Regions from separate parts of the Homo sapiens genome. Here region 2 is linked to region 1. Evidence: read pairs that join two places in POLR2A ChIA-PET (ENCODE). Cell type or tissue: OCI-LY7. All regions are shown on one strand. Each heading gives the region's core, and the rest is flanking DNA. Links, peaks and the distances in the headings are about the cores only. Region 1 holds the start of LOC124909455 (a long non-coding RNA gene). Region 2 overlaps PHC3 (polyhomeotic homolog 3).

Evidence for each region. Peaks named below come from ENCODE experiments on the same cell type or tissue, not always from the same donor. Only the 100,000 strongest peaks of a DNase experiment are listed, where the experiment ranks them.
Region 2: POLR2A ChIA-PET joins it to region 1 with 23 read pairs; 4 of 35 experiments call an interaction of 5 or more read pairs at or near these places.

The regions. Positions count from the first base shown.
Region 1 is chr3:170,052,234-170,063,379 of GRCh38, reverse strand. The region is part of intron 2 of GPR160 (G protein-coupled receptor 160); the gene reads right to left. LOC124909455 (a long non-coding RNA gene) reads left to right here and starts at 2,391. Exons shown (of 3, transcript XR_007096156.1): 1 at 2,391-5,167; 2 at 5,529-5,727. It also overlaps the pseudogene RNU4-38P and the pseudogene KMT5AP3. RefSeq lists enhancers at 6,039-6,258, 7,070-7,569, 7,710-7,759, 7,790-7,849, 8,180-8,319 and 2 more. In OCI-LY7, for the core only: CTCF peaks have their summits at 5,187, 6,051, 8,760, 8,970 (motif pointing right) and 1 weaker place; DNase peaks (open chromatin) are centred at 5,099, 6,429, 7,569, 8,989 and 1 weaker place; H3K4me3 peaks cover 5,661 bases; H3K27ac peaks cover 7,060 bases.
Region 2 is chr3:170,124,148-170,132,147 of GRCh38, reverse strand. PHC3 (polyhomeotic homolog 3) reads left to right here. Exons shown (of 15, transcript NM_024947.4): 8 at 2,596-3,464. Among named protein-coding and RNA genes, the nearest start is that of PHC3, 54 kb to the left of the region's middle. In OCI-LY7, for the core only: a CTCF peak has its summit at 2,906; DNase peaks (open chromatin) are centred at 1,377, 2,267, 2,967 and 3,427; H3K4me3 peaks cover 4,378 bases; H3K27ac peaks cover 7,417 bases.

The sequences.
Region 1 (11,146 bases), core at 1,804-9,803:
GTATTTTTAGTAGAGACGGGGTTTCACCATGTTTGCCAGGCTGGTCTCAATCTCCTGACCTCAAGTGATCCACCCGCTTCGGCCTCCCAAAGTGCTGGGATTACAGGTGTGAGCCACCGCGCCTGGCCTGTGTGCTGAGTTTTTGACTGCATGCATGGGAAGCACAAAACGTTCAACCTGTATTAAAAAAAAAAAAAAAGGCACAAAAACAACTAGAATGTAAAAGTTTTGGTAATATAAAGCCATCTGTTTAAGTCCACCTTGGAAACCTGTAACATCCATTCATTCATTCATTCGTTCATTCATTCATTCAGTCATCTACTTATTTTGAGCTGGAGTCTCCCTCTGCCTCCCAGGATGGAGTGCGGTGGCGCGATCTCGGCTTACTGTGGAGATCCACGGAGATCCACCATGGAGGGGTCCCGTGGCGTCGGTGATCTCCGTGAGGCTCCGGTGCTTTTCTACCACAAAGGCGCCCCGGGAGAGCTCCCTCTGGTGTTCACACCCGGCCTTTGTCATTGATGAGGTCAGTCTTCACTCCTTCTTTCCTTTCCGCTTTCAACCAATTCATCTATTCTTTCCCTTTCTTCAAATTGCAGCTCCGCTTTGCCCTTCCTGGAGCTCCTTGGGACAGGGTAGAAATCCGTGAGTTTGCGACTTTTCCTTGAGCTTTTTTTCGGGGGCCTGTTTGCCCTTGATGGGCTATTTCAAGGCTTGCTTGGCGATGGCTGCATTGGTGGAATCACAAGACGAGGCCGGAGGTTTTGGAAGTTCTGCTGCTTCACATTTTTGGTTTGGAAAAGGTGCGAGGGGTCCTCTCCTGGCGTCTTTGATCTTCTGTGCTTGGGCTTCGTGCTCCGTGTTGCATTCTTTTCCTGTGGATTCCAGCTAATGGTTTCCCCTGGCATTTGACTTCGTGACGTGTAACGGAGTTCTCCTCCTGAAGGCTGGAACACATTCCAGAGCATTTGTTAGGCTCACGGAGGAAAAGATCTTTGATTGCCAGGACATACATTCTCCCCAACGTCGGTGCAGCGCCTCCCTGGACCCCTCTGCTCCACTATCTGCGGGCTCGGGGCCGTCGCTGTCACCCCCGCTGCTGCCTCCGCCGCACGGGACTTGGACATCTTCCTGCCTGGAGAGGGGGACCCTGGGGAGGGGGCGCTCAGAGCGCAGAGCTGTTTGGAGGGCTGTGGTGGGAGCCGATGTCCCCCTCCTGCCGCTAGGCCCAGTAGGGCCCGACACACCCACCTCAGGAAAATTTTCTTTTTAGTGACACATAAAATAATGATGTCTTACAATGGATGGCATGTTGATTGAATAAAATATTGTAAAATAGACCTTATAAAATAAAAAAACTTGGAATTTAATTTTTATTTATTTATTTTAAAATCATAGAGATGGGGTCTCCCTATGTTGCCCAGGCTGGTCTCAAACTGCCGGCCTCAAGCGATGCTCCCACCTCCGCCTCCCAAAGTGCTGGGATTCCAGGCAGGAGCCACTGCGCATGGCCTTGAAATTTAAAAATAAGAAAATGTACAGAGATAGTATATAACCATTTAAAAGAATATCTTTGAGGACTATTTAATGGAGACTTGCCAATAATTATAATATGGAACAAGCAGAAGGAACATAAAAAACCATGTAGAGTACAATTCAATTTTGTTTAAATATATGTAGATGAGATGGAAATATACCAAAGTGTTAATGATGGTTATCTTAGTGTGGTCTTATAAGACTTCATTTTATCTCGATATTTTCCCATTTTTCCTATGATGATTTATCTTATAATCGGATAGCCATTTTCATAACTATGATACCATCATTTTATCTATGAAATCAAATTATATAGTATTTAATACATAGTCCATATTAAAACTGTCCCATTAATTAAAACTGTCCCATAAATATTAATTTAATGAAATTAAATTAAATGGTATAGTATCTAATACATAGTCCATATTAAAACTGTCCCAATGTTGTTAGAGTTTTTTTTAATACAAAATCCAATCAAGGATCACATATTTGTCATGTCTTGTTAGTCTCTTTTAATTTTGGATAATTTGTTGTTGTTGTTGTTTTTTATCTTTCTTTTTTTTTTTTTTGAGACAGAGTCTCACTCTGTCACCCAGGCTGGAGTGCAGTGGCGCCATATCGGCTCACTGCAACCTCTGCCTCCCAGGTTCAAGCGATTCTCCTGCCTCAGCCTCCCGAGTAGCTGGGATTACAGGTGCCTGCCACCACGCCTGGCTAATTTTTGTATTATTAGTAGAGATGTGGTTTCACCATGTTGGTCAGGCTGGTCTTGAACTCCTGACTTCAAGCAATCCACCCTCCTGGGCCTCCCAAAGTGCTGGGATTACAGGTGTGAGCCACCGTGCCCGGCAATACTGACATTTTTGAAGAGTCCAGGTCAGTTATCTTGTAAAATATCACATAATCTCGATTTGTCTAATTGTTTTCTCAATATTAAACATTTCTGGCAAGAAAACTATCTAGATGATATATCCCATTATGTCATGTCTCATTACTGGTCATGTGATGTTAGGTCACTTGATTAAGGAGGTGTTTGCCATATTTCTTTTTCTTTTTATTATTAGTATTATTTTGAGACAGGGTCTCACTGTGTTGCTGAAGCTGGAGTGCAGTAGTACAGTCATAGCTCACTGTAACCTAGAACTCCTGGGCTCAAGTGATCTTCCCACCGCAGCCTCCTGAGTAGCTAGGACTATAGAGGTGTGCACCACCATGCCCAGTTAATTTTTTTTTAAAATACTGTTTTGTAGAGATGGGGTCTTGCTGTTGCCCAGGCTGGTCTTGAACTCCTAGCCTCAAGCAATTATCCCTCCTAGGCCTCCCAAAGTGGTGGGATTATAGGCATGAGCCACCTCGCCTCGTCCATTTTACTGTTGTAGAGGACCTTTTCCCTTTGTAATTAATACTTTGAGACTGTTAGACCAATCCGTTGCATAACAAAGTTTCACCTGATAGTTTTAGCATCCGTTTATTATCCTTGCCTGAATTAATCACCACACTGGGAGTTGTAAAATAGTAATTTTCTAATTCTAAGATTCATTCTGCTTTCATGAGCTGGCAGTTGTTTCTGGAAATACATTATAGATTCATTGATTTATTTTTATTAAATGTGTTATAATTCACTGCCATCATTCTTCTTTTGAATGCTTAAAATTTTCCAAATCATCTTGTCAGGGTTCCTTCAGGCTGGCTCCCATATGTATCTTTTGCCATCCCAGTTGCTGAGCACATGCCCGCTTTGGCACGTTGTACTTCTGGTCATTTTTTTTCAAGGAGCCCTGTTTTTTTTAGGAAAATATGGTATTTTAAAACTAGAATCTGGGTGGCACACTGATACCTCCAATGCAAAGCTACCATCTCAGGAGTCTTCCTCACCTTATTTCAGTATTTGTGAAATAGTGAAATACATACTTGAAAGATCATCTCCCACAGCAAGAATCTGGTTCCCACGTGGACACATGGTGGGAAACACCACACACTTGGGCCTGCTAGAGGGGGGAGTGGGGGGAAGAAAAGCATCAGGAAAAACAGCTAATGGATGCTGGGCTTAATGCCTAGGTGATGGGATAATCTGTACAGCAAACCACCATGGCACCCGTTTCCCTGTGTAACAAACCTCCCCATCCTGCACATGTACCCCTGAACTTAAAAGCTGAAGAAAAAAAAGGGCAGGAAGCCACACTAATAGCAAATTAGAGATTAACTTAAAGGATCAGGAAGGGTCCCAGCAGGAAGCAGACTCCAACTCCTGTGATTGAATACAGAATTTCAATGAAGAAATTAACAACAAAAAAGAACCTGGTTCCCAATGACATTAGTATATTGATTCATTTGTTCAAACTACAATACATATTAAGCAGTTTCAGAGTTACTACACTGATAGCATTGCCCAACAATTAACCAGGTAAATAAAGCCTAATTTTTTCCATTCTTTTTGTCCCTTGACTATATTCCACTAAGCTTATACAGTCTGAGTACTCTGTTATAAAGTTATCTGAATTCTCTTCTTTGTATTTATGTAATCAATTTGATATAGTGTTTTGATTATTAGTTTCTCTTTGTATATTCAATGACAGGATTTCCTTTGTTTTCATTATTTTTAGTTCATTTTAATTTTATATAATTGAATATGTAAAATATTTACATGGCTCAAAATCAAAACTATATAAAAAGGTACGCTCAGAAAAGTCTCATTTCCATACTTATTTCCTCCACTAATATCCACCCACCCCCTATCATTTATTTCTGGTTTATAGTTCCTGTGCATCTTTCTGCAAAAATAAGTGTGTGTGTGTGTGTGTGTGTGTGTGTGTTTGTGCATGTGTGTGTGTACATGTGTGGTTATTTCCCTTTCCATCTTAAATACAAGGTAGCACATTAGATATACTTTTTGTGACTCTTTATTGCCCCTTAAAACATCCTAGAAAGCATTTCATCTTTGTTAATAGCTATCTTCCTTTTTAATTTTTTAAAAATTGTTTTTATGGCTGCATTATGTAGATATACTATAGCTTATTCAGCCAGAGTTCTATGAGTGGACATAAAGGTTGTTTCCAAATTTGTTCTATCTGCAAATAATGTAGCGATGAACAACCTTCTGTACATATTCTTTGCTATTTTGTGGAGGTGTTTCCTCTGGAATAATTACTAGAAGTGAGGCCATTAGGTCAAAGGGTGAATGCTTACATAATTTTGTTAGATATTGCCAATTTTTCCTTCATAGGGACTGCTGATCATCATTTTTGAATGACGGTTTAACTAGTATTGAATTCTAAGTTGAAGATAATACTCTCTTGTGTTTTCAATTCTATTGCTGATGAGAAATCTGTTGTCAATGTAACCACTGTTTCTTAGAGGTATGGCAGAAACTTATTCTCCATTTTATCTTCCCTTCTTTTTCCCAGGCACGTGGCTGACCTGTTTCCCAGGCTCCCCAGAAGTTAGGTATGGCCGGTGGGGCGTGAGCAGACATGAGGAAGACCATTTCTGGCCTAGCTTATTCCCCACCCACCCACTTCCTGTGGGAAAGCAGGGCAATTCTGAAACCCATATGGGTGCCGTCAGCTGGGTCCCTGAGGGTACAGCCACCCAGTGGCCTGAAATACCCACCCAGGCCTGCTACACGAGAGAAGTAAGCTCGTACTGGATTTGATCCATTGCATTTTTGGTCTTTTTAAAGCATTTTAGCCCACTTGACTTAATACAAAACTGTTCTAACTGGTTCTTTTTCCTATCCCTCCCCCTTGCTTCTACTTCATAATTTTTATCTACTGCAAGACTTCATTCATCGTAAGAATTCTAAACATACTTACTTTATTGTCATTTCCAGGAATTCCAACTGCTAATTTCACTTTTAGTAAATTCGTGTCTTGCTTGAACAAATTTTGAACTCCATATCTATGTCTTCATGTATTTTAAAGTTTTGCTTTGCAAGCTTACTTTCAGTAGGAGTTTTCGATTGCTGTATCTTTCCCTCCTCTCTCCCTTCCCAGGCAGCTTTCAGTCCCTCCACCTGGCCTCTCAGGACTTCTTCCAAACCAGGTCTCAAAATGCCACTTGGTGTTCCTGCTCAGTTGTGGTATCAGCGATACTGCGGATCCAGGCCCTGGGCCAAGAAAGCAGCATGGCTCAGCTTCTGGTTCTGAAGCTGTGTCTTTGTCTCTGAAACTTCCAGAAGCCCATTCCTTCCAGGTAAGCCATCTTTTCCAGCCTTCCTTCTTAGGTTTGGGAGGGAGGGCACTGCAGTCTCTGATTTCAGTGTTGCCAATGTTTCTTAGAGGTATGGAAGAAACTTAGTTATTCTCCCAATTTACATTCCCTGGAGCCTGGCTCCAACTCCTTGGTATCAGCTCATGTGGATACTTTTACATCCCTATCTTTTCATTTTTTAATTTGTTTTTAATGTTAAGTTCAGTCTCCATAGAGTCTCAAAAATTGCCAGTGCCAACCATATTTCATCATGGCAGGGTATTGAGAAAAGTTTTCAATTAGCAAGTGCCTCAGATAAACTTCACTGGCTATGAAATGGCCACTGCACAAAGCTATATCCCCTTATTCTAAAAAACCTGAGTTTCTGGTTGCCCCTGCTGGAGAGGCCTGCAGCTTGAGCCTGCTTACCCCTTTGTATTTCAACTTACATTCTAGGTAACTAGAATGACTATAGCCCAACTATACTTATTTGGTTACCCTTTTTATATTATAACTACCTTTGCTAGGTGTTTGGAGCCTGAACTCCTGTGCCATCTTGACCAGATGTCATCACTTAAATAATTGTTTTGCTCTCCTGTGGCTCCGGTATACATTTTGTAAGACCCTCTTTACATAGTATGCACTCAAGCTAAACATAGTTCTGAGAAGTCTTGGTATTGCCAGTTATGAAATGACTTCACTGTATCATTTGCCTACTTTCAGTCTCATACAAGTATTAACTAGAGCACTGATGTATGAAATGTGGTATTCTGCATATACCCACATTATAGTTACTGTGATGGTTCAACTACCTTGTGATTCACCATGGCCCATAGGCTTTTTCTGCCAAAAATAGGCACAGTGCCAATCATTCTCCAATTTGAACCTCTTACTTACAAAATTAATTAGCCTTCACGTGATTCTGTCCAGTATTTTATAAATACGGTACCCCATTAATGCAGGTTATTTTGACTTCTGTTTCTAGTATTTCTCGCATACAAACATATACACTAATATGCCACCAGTTATGGATTAAAACTGATTAAACAGAATGGTTCCCAGACTGACCTCTAAAAGGTTAAATGATGACTTATCCCACACTGGAACCATATCCTTGATAATGTCTCTGTGTTACCTTCCCACCGTCTAACTGTGGTATCATGTGAGCTAACCTGTTTCCCCGGGCTGTTATTGATTATGTCATTCATAATGAAATCAATAGCATGAGAAAGTTAAGATTATGTCCCCTGCTTCCTCCAGATCCGTAAAATGTTCTTGAAAACAAATCAGGTTACACTGACACAATTCATTTTTCTATAAAGCTACCATGAATTTTTACTCAATGCCTTATGTTTGCTTGTAAATTAGTATTCTGGTGATGTATATTTTCACATAAACTTCCCTTACAATGTGACTGTATTTTATTGACTGCAAATTCTACACATATATTCACCTCGTCATCATTTTGGTGGGAACAGATAAGTAATACAAGTATAAGGTTCAGAATTAAAGAGAAAGGAGTTGCATACCTTGTACTAGTCATTCAGGTACTGAGTTTTAAGAACAACATCAACAAATAGAAAATATATCTTAAAAAAAATCAACAATATAGGAATGGGATTAATAAGAGCAACAAAGGATTATAAGAACAGTTGTTCAGATACTTATGGGCTGACCGCTTAGCAAACATGCTCACAGAAGAGGTTTAAAAAGAGTTTTTAAGGCCGGGCGCAGTGGCTCACGCCTGTAATCCCAGCACTTTGGGAGGCCGAGATGGGCGGATCACGAAGTGAGGAGATCGAGACCATCCTGGCTAACACGGTGAAACCCCGCCTCTACTAAAAATACAAAAAATTAGACAGGCGTTGTGGCAGACACCTGCAGTCCCAGCTACTCAGGAGGCTGAGGCAGGAGAATGGCGTGAACCCGGGAGGCGGAGCTTACAGTGAGCCGGGATCGCGCCACTGCACTCCAGCCTGGGGGACAGAGCGAGACTCCGTCTCAAAAAAAAAAAAAGTTTTTAAAAGAACATCTGAACTAGAGATTGCCTCCTGGTTCTCAATGATTATCATGTCCTTTAGTCTTGCTTTCTTCATCAAAATAAACGGCCTAAGCATACAATGATCTGGAAAGTAGCAATCAGAAATCTGTGCTCAATAGTCCCTGAGACCCCACTCTCCATCCCGGGCTTCTGAATGTGGCTCCTTGTATGACTCAACCACCAGAGAGGTTATGACATTCTTCATGCTTAGTTGTTCATGGTTTCTGAAACCACGGTTATTCATCATTGCTGAGAAACTGAACCAGAACAACCACCTAAGGGAGATCCTTTTTTCACCATCACATTGTCAGGTGTGATGTCAGGACCCAATCAGCCGGGGTCCAGTTCTCCTATAAGTCTTTGGTAACAGTATCCCAGACCTACGCCAGCTTGCCCCACTACCATTCTACCTGTTTTGTTTCCATTCTCAGGATTCAGAAATATAACATACACATCTCCTAAGAACGACTTTATATCCATACAGTAGAATATTATTCAGTCTTAAAAGGAAATGAAATCCTGGCCGGGCACGGTGGCTTATGCCTATAATCCCAATACTTTGGGAGGCCAAGGCAGATGGGTCACCTGTGGTCAGGAGTTCGAGACCAGCCTGGCCAACATGGTGAAACCCTGTCTCTACTAAAAATACAAAAAGTAGCTGGGCATGGTAGCAGATGGCGGTAATCCCAGCTACTAGGGAGGCTGAGGCAGGAGAATCACTTGAATTTGGGAGGCAGAGGTTGCAGTGAGCCAAGATCGGGCCACTGCATTCCACCCCGGGTGACAGAGCAAGACTTCGTCTCAAAAAAAAAAAAAAGAAAAGAAATTCTGATACATGCTGAAGGTGGAAGAACCCGTAAGACATTACACTAAGTGAATAAGCAGACAGAAGATGACAAATATCATATGATCCCATATATATGAGGTACCTAGAATAATCAAATTCATAGACAAAAAGTAAACAGTAGCCAGGAGCTAGGAGAAGGGAAGAATGAGGAGTTACTGTTTAATGGGTGCAGGTTTTCAGCACAGGATGAAAAAGTTCTGAAGATGCGTAGATAGCAGTATCAGTTGCTCAACAATGTGAATGTACTTAGTGCCATTGACCTGTACACTTAAAAATGGTTAAGATGGTAAATTTTAGGTATATTTTACTATAATGATTTGACCTGAGCAGCTCAGTCCTTCTATTCTGCCAGAAGGTGGTGATGTTTTCTTAGCCCCTGCTGTCTGCTTCAATGTCAGGCAAAAGCAATTTTGAAGAGACAGTTTTCTGGATACCTCTGGGACCTCAGGGCCTTTGAACTTGTGCTTCAGAAGACCATTCTGCCTGGGATGGTCTTCTTTCTTATACTCATGTAGCTTGCTCCCTCAACTGCCTGAAGTCTTCACTTAAATGATACTTTTTTTTTTTTAAGCATGAGACTAATAATGATGAGAGTTTAAGATAAGTTTGTTGGGCAGGCAGGGCTCTCAAGCCAAATAACTCTACACACACATACACACACACACACACAAACGCTGCTTTTTAGTTTATAAAATATTTTATGGAAATTGTCTGATTCAAATTGTCTAAATCATGTTCCTGAACTAATATTCCATGCACAAATGCCAAGATATTCAAGTGTTAAAGCTGAGTAATTAAAAAAAAAAACAAAAAACCAAAATGGGTAACTGTGGTCTTTTCCCTAATTTGAGGTGAAGAGAAAGTGCCAACAGATGAAAAATAAATATATTCACATTACTGAATACAGAAAACAAGCATATGACCATCTTGAGAGATGCAGAAAAATCTTTGGAAAAAATTCAACAACCATTCATGATAAAAACCTCTCAGCAAAGTAGGAAACTGATGGTTTCCTCAACCTGATAAGGAACATCTATGAAAAATCTATAGCTATCATTATACTTAAGTGTGAAAGACTGACCACTTTACCCCTAAAATTGGAAACAAGGTAAGGATATCTGTCCTTACTACATCTACTCAACATTTTAGGATATCCTAGCCCATTCAGTAAGGCGAGAAAATAAAAGAAAGGCATACAGACTAGAAAGGATAAGATAAAACTATTTGTAGATGGCATTTATGTATATTGATAATCCTAAGGTACTTACAAAAAATCTACTGGAATTAATAAATGAATTTAGTTAAGATCACAGGTCAATTTTTAAAACCACATTGCTATATATAGCAACAAAATTCAAAAATGAAGGAAAATATATCATTTCCAATAGACTCAAAAACATAAAATAAGAATAAATTTGTATAAATATTTATAAAATGTCAATGCTAAAAGCTACAAAACACTGCCAAAAAAACCTAAAGACCTTAACAGAGATATGCCATGTTCATGGATAAGAAGATTAATATTATTAACATGTCAATCCTCCCCAGATTAGTTGATTCAATGTAGTTCTGATCAAAATCCAACCAGGCCTTTTTCTTTTTTAAAGATATTCACAAGCTGATGCTAAAATATATATGAAAATACAAAGGGTTAGAATAGCCAATAACAAAGTTGGACGACTTACACTACCTGATTTCAAGACTTATAAATTATAGAACTCAAGACAATGAGCTTAAGAGTTCAAACCAGTCCACTTGATTTATAAGAAAGTACCAATGCAATTCAATGGAGGAAAGGAAAGTCTTTTCAACACACTGTGCTGGACTAACTGGATAACCGTATGAAAAAAAAAGGACCTTAACTCCACTTCACACCATTAACAGAAATTAACTCAGGAGAGATCACAAGCATAGCTATAAAAGGTAAGACTCTACAAGGAAAACAAAGGAGAATATGTTTGCAACCTTAGAGTAAAGAATTCTCAAGCAAAACACAAAAAGCACCAAATAGAAAAAAAATTGATAAAGTGAACTCATTAAAATTAGATTCTTCTGTTCATCATAAGAAAATGAAAAGGCAATTACAGACTGGGAGAAAATGCTTACAACACATCTATCTAACAAAAGACTTGTGCCCAGACTACCAGACCACATATATAAAGAGTGCCTACAAATGAATAACAAAAAGTCAAACTACTCAAACAAAAATGGGCAAAATACTTAAAAAGACACTCCAAAAAGAATATGTACAAATGGCCAATAGCAAACAAAAAGGTACTCAACATCATTAGTTATCAGGATAAAGCTAATTAAAATGACAATGACATACAATTTCACATCCATCAGAATGACTAAAATCAGAAAGACCAACAATACCAAATATTGGAAAAGATGTAGAGTAACGAGAACTCCTATACGCTGCTGTTTGAGGTGTAAAATGGTGTATCCCCTTGGAAAATAGTGTGGCATTTCAACATAGGCTTATCCTATGATCCAGTACTTCTACTACTAGATATTTACCTAGGAGTAATTAA
Region 2 (8,000 bases), core at 1-8,000, 71 kb before region 1:
GCCATCCTGACAATAAGATGTTTATTAAAATCAGAGAAATTAACCAACATGATAGGATTTTTTTTCCCAGAGCACTAGGTCTTTTCTTTTACAGAGGTATTGCTTCACATAGCCACCTAATTATTCTGTAATATATGTGCTTATCAATTGGTCTTATGGACTAAAAATAAACACACTTTGATTTCTGATCAAAGAAAAATGTAATTTAGATGAAAGGATAGATTGCTAATCTGTTGAATTGTCACAGCTCTAAGATATAAAAAGATTGCTTACTTACCAGAGCATAGAAAGATTTGTTATTCTTTTTTTTTGAGATGGCGTCTCCCTCTGTTGCCCAGGCTGGAGTGCAATGGCACGATCCCAGATCACTGCAACTTCCGCCTCCCGAGTTCAAGCAATTCTCCCACCTCAGCCTCCTGAGTAATAGCTGGTATTACAGGCGTGTGTTACCAAGCCCGGCTAATTTTTGTATTGTTAGTAGAGATGGGGTTTCACCATGTTGGCCAGGCTGGTCTTGAACTCCTTACCTCAGGTGATCCTCCCACCTCAGCCTCACAAAATGCTGGGATTACGGGCATGAGCCATTGCGCCCAGCCAGAATTGTTATTCTAGTACCATACTGGTACTTCAACAGTATGGTAAATTTAAATTAAAGCTTTACTTACAAAATTGAATTGAAGTGGGCCCTTGCTGTTATGCTTGCAAAAAAATCTATTTACTTATCTGTAAGAGGGAAATAATAATACCCACCTATACCACAGGCATTTTGTAAGTATGAATGAGAGACACGTGAAAGCACTTTCAGCCCCTTGGATGAAGGGCACGCTGTAGAAATCCAAGATTTTGTTAATTTACCCTTTTTGAATACTGTTTAGCATAGTCTATATCAACACAGTTTTAAAAGACTGACATAAAATTTTCAGTCTTAGTGTGAAGTACTAGCCTAGATACTTATATGAAAATTATTTTGTTGACTTGATTTCCTTTTTTTTTTTTTTTTTTAACAATTAGTGGATATTTATTGAACTTTCCAAACGCCTCTTTTTTGGATGTTAATCAGATGTTAATTTCTTTAAAGGATTCCAAAAATTTTAAATAATAACCAAATGTGAAAATTTTTTTTAAAAAGTTGTGGAAAGTTTTTATAAAGTTGTCACAAATGTGGTTGAACACAAAAATAGATGTAAGGTATAATATAGTCTTTCTCCTAATATTCCAAGGTTAGGAAAAAAAAAATTGCCCTGTCTTTAAATCTGTGTTAAATGTGTGTAATTTTTACATGATATTAACATTAAGCAATTGTTTCAGTTTATCTTCTTGTGAACTCAGTTTCCATTCTTACTTAGGATTTCATCAGCATCTCCCTTTCTATAAACATGTGCCACCAGTTTGCAGAAAAGGCATGATGGGGGGCTCCCTACCACTTGACTGTGCTAATTCTTACATATATTTATTCCTGTTGAGTGGCTTCTTTGTGGAGAAAACCTCATACTGTCACATCAATTATTGAAGTTTTTTTTTGGTGAGGGAAAAGGGTTAACAAAATCCCTTATTTAGGTAGCATGGGCTTCTGATTGTCTCATTCTCTGCAAGCAAAACTAGTGTTTTCCTAGATTTGGAATGGCCCCTAAATTTGAGTTCTTAGTTACAGTGATTAATTAACTGTGCTACAGGATTCACACACGTCTTTTGCTTAATCACATTAGATTATTATACAAAATATTTTCTCTTCCTGGGTCAAATGATATATATACCCTCATCTCAGCTCAAAAATGGAAACTCATTTGGGAAGCTTTATAAGTAATTACCCTATTAGTTGGAAGCACGTTTAGATATGGATTAGAAAGGATGAGATCTTTATTTTATGAATTTTAATATAGTATTTTTATGATTTTGAAGTTATCTTTATATATGTTATACTTGTTCTATGATGATACTCCTCTTTTCCTGCAAAGAAGAAATTCAAGTGTATAAACTTTGCTAAAAGTTAATGTAGATATTCAGGTGACCTATAAAATATAATAAGAACAAACCATGTATAGATTCAGATTATTAAGTTTTAGGCAGTTTTCTTTTAGAACTTATCACAGTACAGTGTATTTTATGATATTTTCTAGTTTTCCAACTATAAATTGTCATTAAATATTCAGGCCAGGCGTGATGGCTCACGCTAGTAATCCCAGCACTTTGGGAGGCTGAGTTGGGAGGATCACTTCAGGTCAGGTTTCAAGACCAGCCTGGCCAACGTGGTGAAACCCCGTCTCTACTAAAAATACAGAAGTTAGCCGGGTGTGGTAGCGGGCACCTGTAATCCCAGCTACTCCGGAGGCAGAGACAGGAGAATCGCTTGAACCAGGGAGGTGGAGGTTGCAGTGAGCTGAGATCATGCCACTGCACCCCAGCCTGGGTGACAAGAGCAAGACTCTGTCTCAAAAAAAAAAATTTTTTTTTTTTCAAATTACTCTTGTTTGGAAAACTTGTAATAGAATTCTGATGATTATGACCTTCTGATAATGAACACTTTTTCCTTTAGAGTGATTTAAAAATTTCTGTATTTTTGAAATCAGTACTAATTGTCATTTTTTTCTCTCACAGCTTCATATTCTCCAATTCAGCCTCATTCTCTAATAAAACATCAGCAGATTCCTCTTCATTCACCACCTTCCAAAGTTTCCCATCATCAGCTGATATTACAACAGCAGCAACAGCAAATTCAGCCAATCACACTTCAGAATTCAACTCAAGACCCACCCCCATCCCAGCACTGTATACCACTCCAGAACCATGGCCTTCCTCCAGCTCCCAGTAATGCCCAGTCACAGCATTGTTCACCGATTCAGAGTCATCCCTCTCCTTTAACAGTGTCTCCTAATCAGTCACAGTCAGCACAGCAGTCTGTAGTGGTGTCTCCTCCACCACCTCATTCACCAAGTCAGTCTCCTACTATAATTATTCATCCACAAGCACTTATTCAGCCACACCCTCTTGTGTCATCAGCTCTCCAGCCAGGGCCAAATTTGCAGCAGTCCACTGCTAATCAGGTGCAAGCTACAGCACAGTTGAATCTTCCATCCCATCTTCCACTTCCAGCTTCCCCTGTTGTACACATTGGCCCAGTTCAGCAGTCTGCCTTGGTATCCCCAGGCCAGCAGATTGTCTCTCCATCACACCAGCAATATTCATCCCTGCAGTCCTCTCCAATCCCAATTGCAAGTCCTCCACAGATGTCGACATCTCCTCCAGCTCAGATTCCACCACTGCCCTTGCAGTCTATGCAGTCTTTACAAGTGCAGCCTGAAATTCTGTCCCAGGGCCAGGTTTTGGTGCAGAATGCTTTGGTGTCAGAAGAGGAACTTCCAGCTGCAGAAGCTTTGGTCCAGTTGCCATTTCAGACTCTTCCTCCTCCACAGACTGTTGCGGTAAACCTACAAGTGCAACCACCAGCACCTGTTGATCCACCAGTGGTAAGCCCTTGGAAGCTCTTTGACTTTCTTGCTGAACTGAAAGTAAAAACTATTTTTTCCCACACTATGTTTTATTGCAAGATCTAAATGCCTGTGAACTAAAAAAGCTTGAAATTTCCATGTGTCAGTATTCTGACAAACATGCTGTATGGGCAAAAAAAAAAAAATGCCATTGTTTGTTTAGTGTGGTTGCATGCTTTATAATTTGTGATGGTAATTAAAGTCCCTCGTTAATTTTATTACTATTTAAACAAATCCATCTGCTATCTTTACAGAGTTGATTTTTTTTCCCCAAGGGAATGCATTTGAACCAGTGTCATCTGCACAAAGTTTTTTCTCTTAAGGTGATTATCCTTCATAGATCCCTTCTGTTGGCTTGTATGTTCTCAAAACGTATGGTTTATCTAGCCTAACCCTTTTAGTTTTATGCATCCTAGAGTCTTGGGCTTTTAGGGGATTTTGTTTCAAGTTGGAGATATGCTTATATGATGTAGTTTTTTGGTAAAATTATACTTTGTAGTTGAAATTTTGTAAAAAAAAAATTATTCTAGGAGAGAGTCCAGCTTTGCCAAAAATTTAACTGTAGGCCATCTTATAGAATTATTAAACTTAATGGTTTGTTATTTCTACTAAGGAAAAATATGTACTTAAAATATTTCTCACTTAAAAATGTCAAAAAATCTTGGTAGATGAATTTAATACTGAGGATGAAAAAATCCATTTAGAGGAGTAAAAGTTTCGAATAATTGAGATTGTAGTGGGATTTTTAAGAATAAACCTCTAAAAACAATTGTTGCCTAGAAAGAAAAATTATCTTGAAAAATACTTTTCTTTAAACATTCTCTAAAAGACATTTTAAGATTTATAAAACTGAAATAAGGTCTCTAATTGTTTAGTCAGAAGGATCAAATTCATAATTTGTAACTGAGGAGAAGAATCTTCCTAAAGGGAGGTTTTGTATTACACCTCATCCAAGAGATTTTATCACCTAAAAGCTAATAAATATTAGCTCAGAAAGGAGTTTCGAAGTATTTTTTATTATTAATACTTGTTTTTTCTTTTCATACTTGGATTATCCTCAATGTTCTTTAATGAAAAGTATTTTGGTTCTCATGATACAAATGTATAGATTTTTGTATTCTTGTCATTCTTACTGATCTTAATAGGCACAGAGATTGAATTATACCTTCTGTAAATTTTTATTAAAAGCAGAACTTGGCTGGGTGTAGTGGCTCACGCCTGTAATCCCAGCACTTTGGGAAGCTGAGGTGGGCAGATCACCTGAGCTGAGGAGTTCGAGACCAGCCTGGCAAACAGGGTGAAACCCTGTCTACACAGAAAAATACAAAAATTACCCGGGAGTGGTGGCCATGCCTGTAATCCCAGCTACTCGGGATGCTGAGGCAGGAGAATCTCTTGAACCTGGGAGGTGGAGGGTGCAGTGGGCCGAGATTGCGGCCTGGGCAACTGAGCGAGACTTTGTCTCAAAAAAAGGAAAGAAAAATTTTTAAAAAGTTTATCATTCAGTTATCATGTCTATATTTTCTTTCAATAGATTTTTGGAGTTTACTATGGATATTGTAACAAAAACAGGGGTATAGGAAGCGTACAGCACCTTCAAAAAATTTTTAATTTAAATTACTTTCTCACTACCTAGTTCAGTGATTTGGTTTTTAACCAGTAAAAAATAAGGCAGTTTCCAGGCAGGGCATAATAGAAAAGAAAAAAAATACAATTTAAAAATAAAAACAAACAAAAAAAAACTTCTTTATAGTCCTTATATATTTTTAATTGTTTATGTTAGGGGAAGCTATAGAGGAACAAATTTGGGATAGAAATATAAGGCTGGGTGTGGTGCCTCACACCTCTAATCCCAGCACTTTGGGAGGCCAAGGCAGGTGGATCACCTGAGGTCAGGAGTTCAAGACCAGCCTGGCCAACATAGAGAAACTCATCTCTACTAAAAATACAAAAATTAGCTGGGCATGGTGGCGAATGCCTGTAATCCCAGCTACTTGGGAGACATAGGCACAAGAATGGCTTGAACCCGTGAGGCAGAGGTTGCAGTGAGCTGAGATCGTACCACTGCACTCCAGCCTGGGTGACAGAGTGAGACTCTGTCTCAAAAAAAAGAAAAAGGAAAAAAAAAAAAAAATATATATATATATATATATATATACATATGGAGCATAATACTTTGAAAACTAAAGCCAAAAATATTTTGTTGCTTCCTGCACTTCTACCTTAAAACATTTTTGGAAGTTTAAAAAATGATATTAATAACTTTCTCTGCTATCACTGATATGGTTATAATGCTTGCTATGGATGTTTCCATGTTACCTTTCTAAATATTTTTTAATCTTTTACCTTTCTTTGAGTAACATAGCTCTTTAATAATTTATTAAGCTTGTTTTTTTATTACCTTTGACCAAATGTGTTATTTTTTCCATTCAAACACATTTCTTCACAGGTTATATTTTTCTGGTTGTTTCAAACACTTAAAGGTAGAAAGATGTATTTTTTAAGAGATGTGGAAATTTGAAAGATAAGGGTGAATTTTCAAAGTAAAATCAGTATGTTTTTTAAGATACTTAAGAATTAAAGTTTTTTGTTGACATTTGGATATAAGTATGTTGAGGGTAGATAATTTAGAACTAATAAACAAATATTCCTCAGTTTATTTAGGAAAGGGAAACAGATGGGAATATTGGACTTTATTGAGGTAAGTTTGGCAGTCTTTGTTATTTTTAGAATAGTTATAGTTATGAGCTAAACAGTAATTGTGATGTGCAGTTTCCTAATGATCTTGTGAGTGAGCAAAACCTCCACTTTGCTTTTTTCAACATTTTAATTGTTGAACATTTAGATTTGTTAATGCTGATTGTGCCAGATGTCTGTGACAGATTTGTTTTTGCCTACTTCTTTTATTCATGCACTTATTTCGCCTTTATATGAGAGTTCTGGAAGTACATATAGTTAGCTTTAAGTATAATGAGTGGAAAGTATTTTACAGTATTTGATGGATTATTTCAAAATATGCTATTTGTGTTATGGCTCTTTTCATTCTTTAAACTCTTGTTTTTAAAAATCAGAATTCTATGTATGATCAAGCTTTGATTTCTTAAAAGATACTCTAGCAGATGTTTGAATAACATGTAACTGCATTAGGATTAAAGAGAGTTTCAGCATTTTAAGCAAAGATCATGTTCTTTGGAAGAAAAGTACTATCTATTATACTGAAGGAATGCTACATAGATAAAATTGAACTGGTCGATAAAACCATACTTGTTTAATTATCTCTGAATTAACATCTCTGACACTAAGGCAAATTAAAGTATTCACTGTGACAGCACTTGCCCTTGGGGACTAGATTTTTTTTCTTAACCCCCCAGACACTTTTTAGAATGATTTTACCTATATTGGGCATTATCATCATTTAAAAAACTGTTATTATCATGAACCGATCTAGTATAATTGTTGCTCCGAACAATAACAAATGACTGCTTTCACGTCTGAGATTCAGGCATGAGGCACAGAATCTCTCTTAGTGTAACTGGTTTCCAGGTGCAGGGTTGTGAGCAAATAACTTTAAAAAATGTTGCCTACTTTGTAGCTGATTCAGATCACAGTTCTGAATTTTATATTTGGTATAATATTATGTTTGATATAAAATTATCCAGTAACAGTAGAATTTTAAAGTTGTACAAAAGACAAAAGAAGATGTTTTATTCTTAGTGGAGCCTTGGAAAGATTTTTATTTTATTTTATTTTATTTTTGATTGTCACCTATTGTTACCTTTATAACTTACTGTTATATCCTTATAGGTGAAACTTGATTGTCCCTTTTACAACACATGGGTTTTGCTGGTTTCAGAAATCCTGATCACTTTTATGTATAATTTTATATACTTTAAAACATCAGACTTTTAAAATAGTTTGATTAAAAATGTACACAATATTAGATGTTGCTGAAAGGTTTCTTGTGAATGTTGAAAGTTTGTTTGTTAACATTTGTGGGGCTAGGTGTGCAGTGGCTCATGCCTATAATCCCAGCACTTTGAGAGGCCAAGGCAGGAGGATCACTTGAGCCCAGGAGTTTGAGACCAGCCTGGGCAACATAGTGAGACCTCATCTCTACAAAAAACATTTTAAAATGAGCTGGGTGTGTTAGTGAACACCTGTGGTCCCAGCTACTCAGGAGGCTGAGCTTGGAGGTCAAGGCTGAGTGAGCCATAATGGAGCCACTGCACTCCAGCCTGGGCAGCAGAGTGAGACCCTTTCTCAAAAAACACTTTTTTAATGGGAAGATTAGTCAGTATGGTTAAATAAGATTTTAAAAACTCATAATTTTTGTAAACTTAAGTAATAAGCTTTATAGATAAAAGAAGGGAAATGAACTCTTATGGCTTTATTTTTAGTAATCATTTTTCATAAATAATGGTTAAGTAAATAATAAATGATAACAAATTAAATTAAAATACCCATGTCAACCTCTAGAAGTGTTCTTTGAAATGGAAACATTAATAATAAGGTATT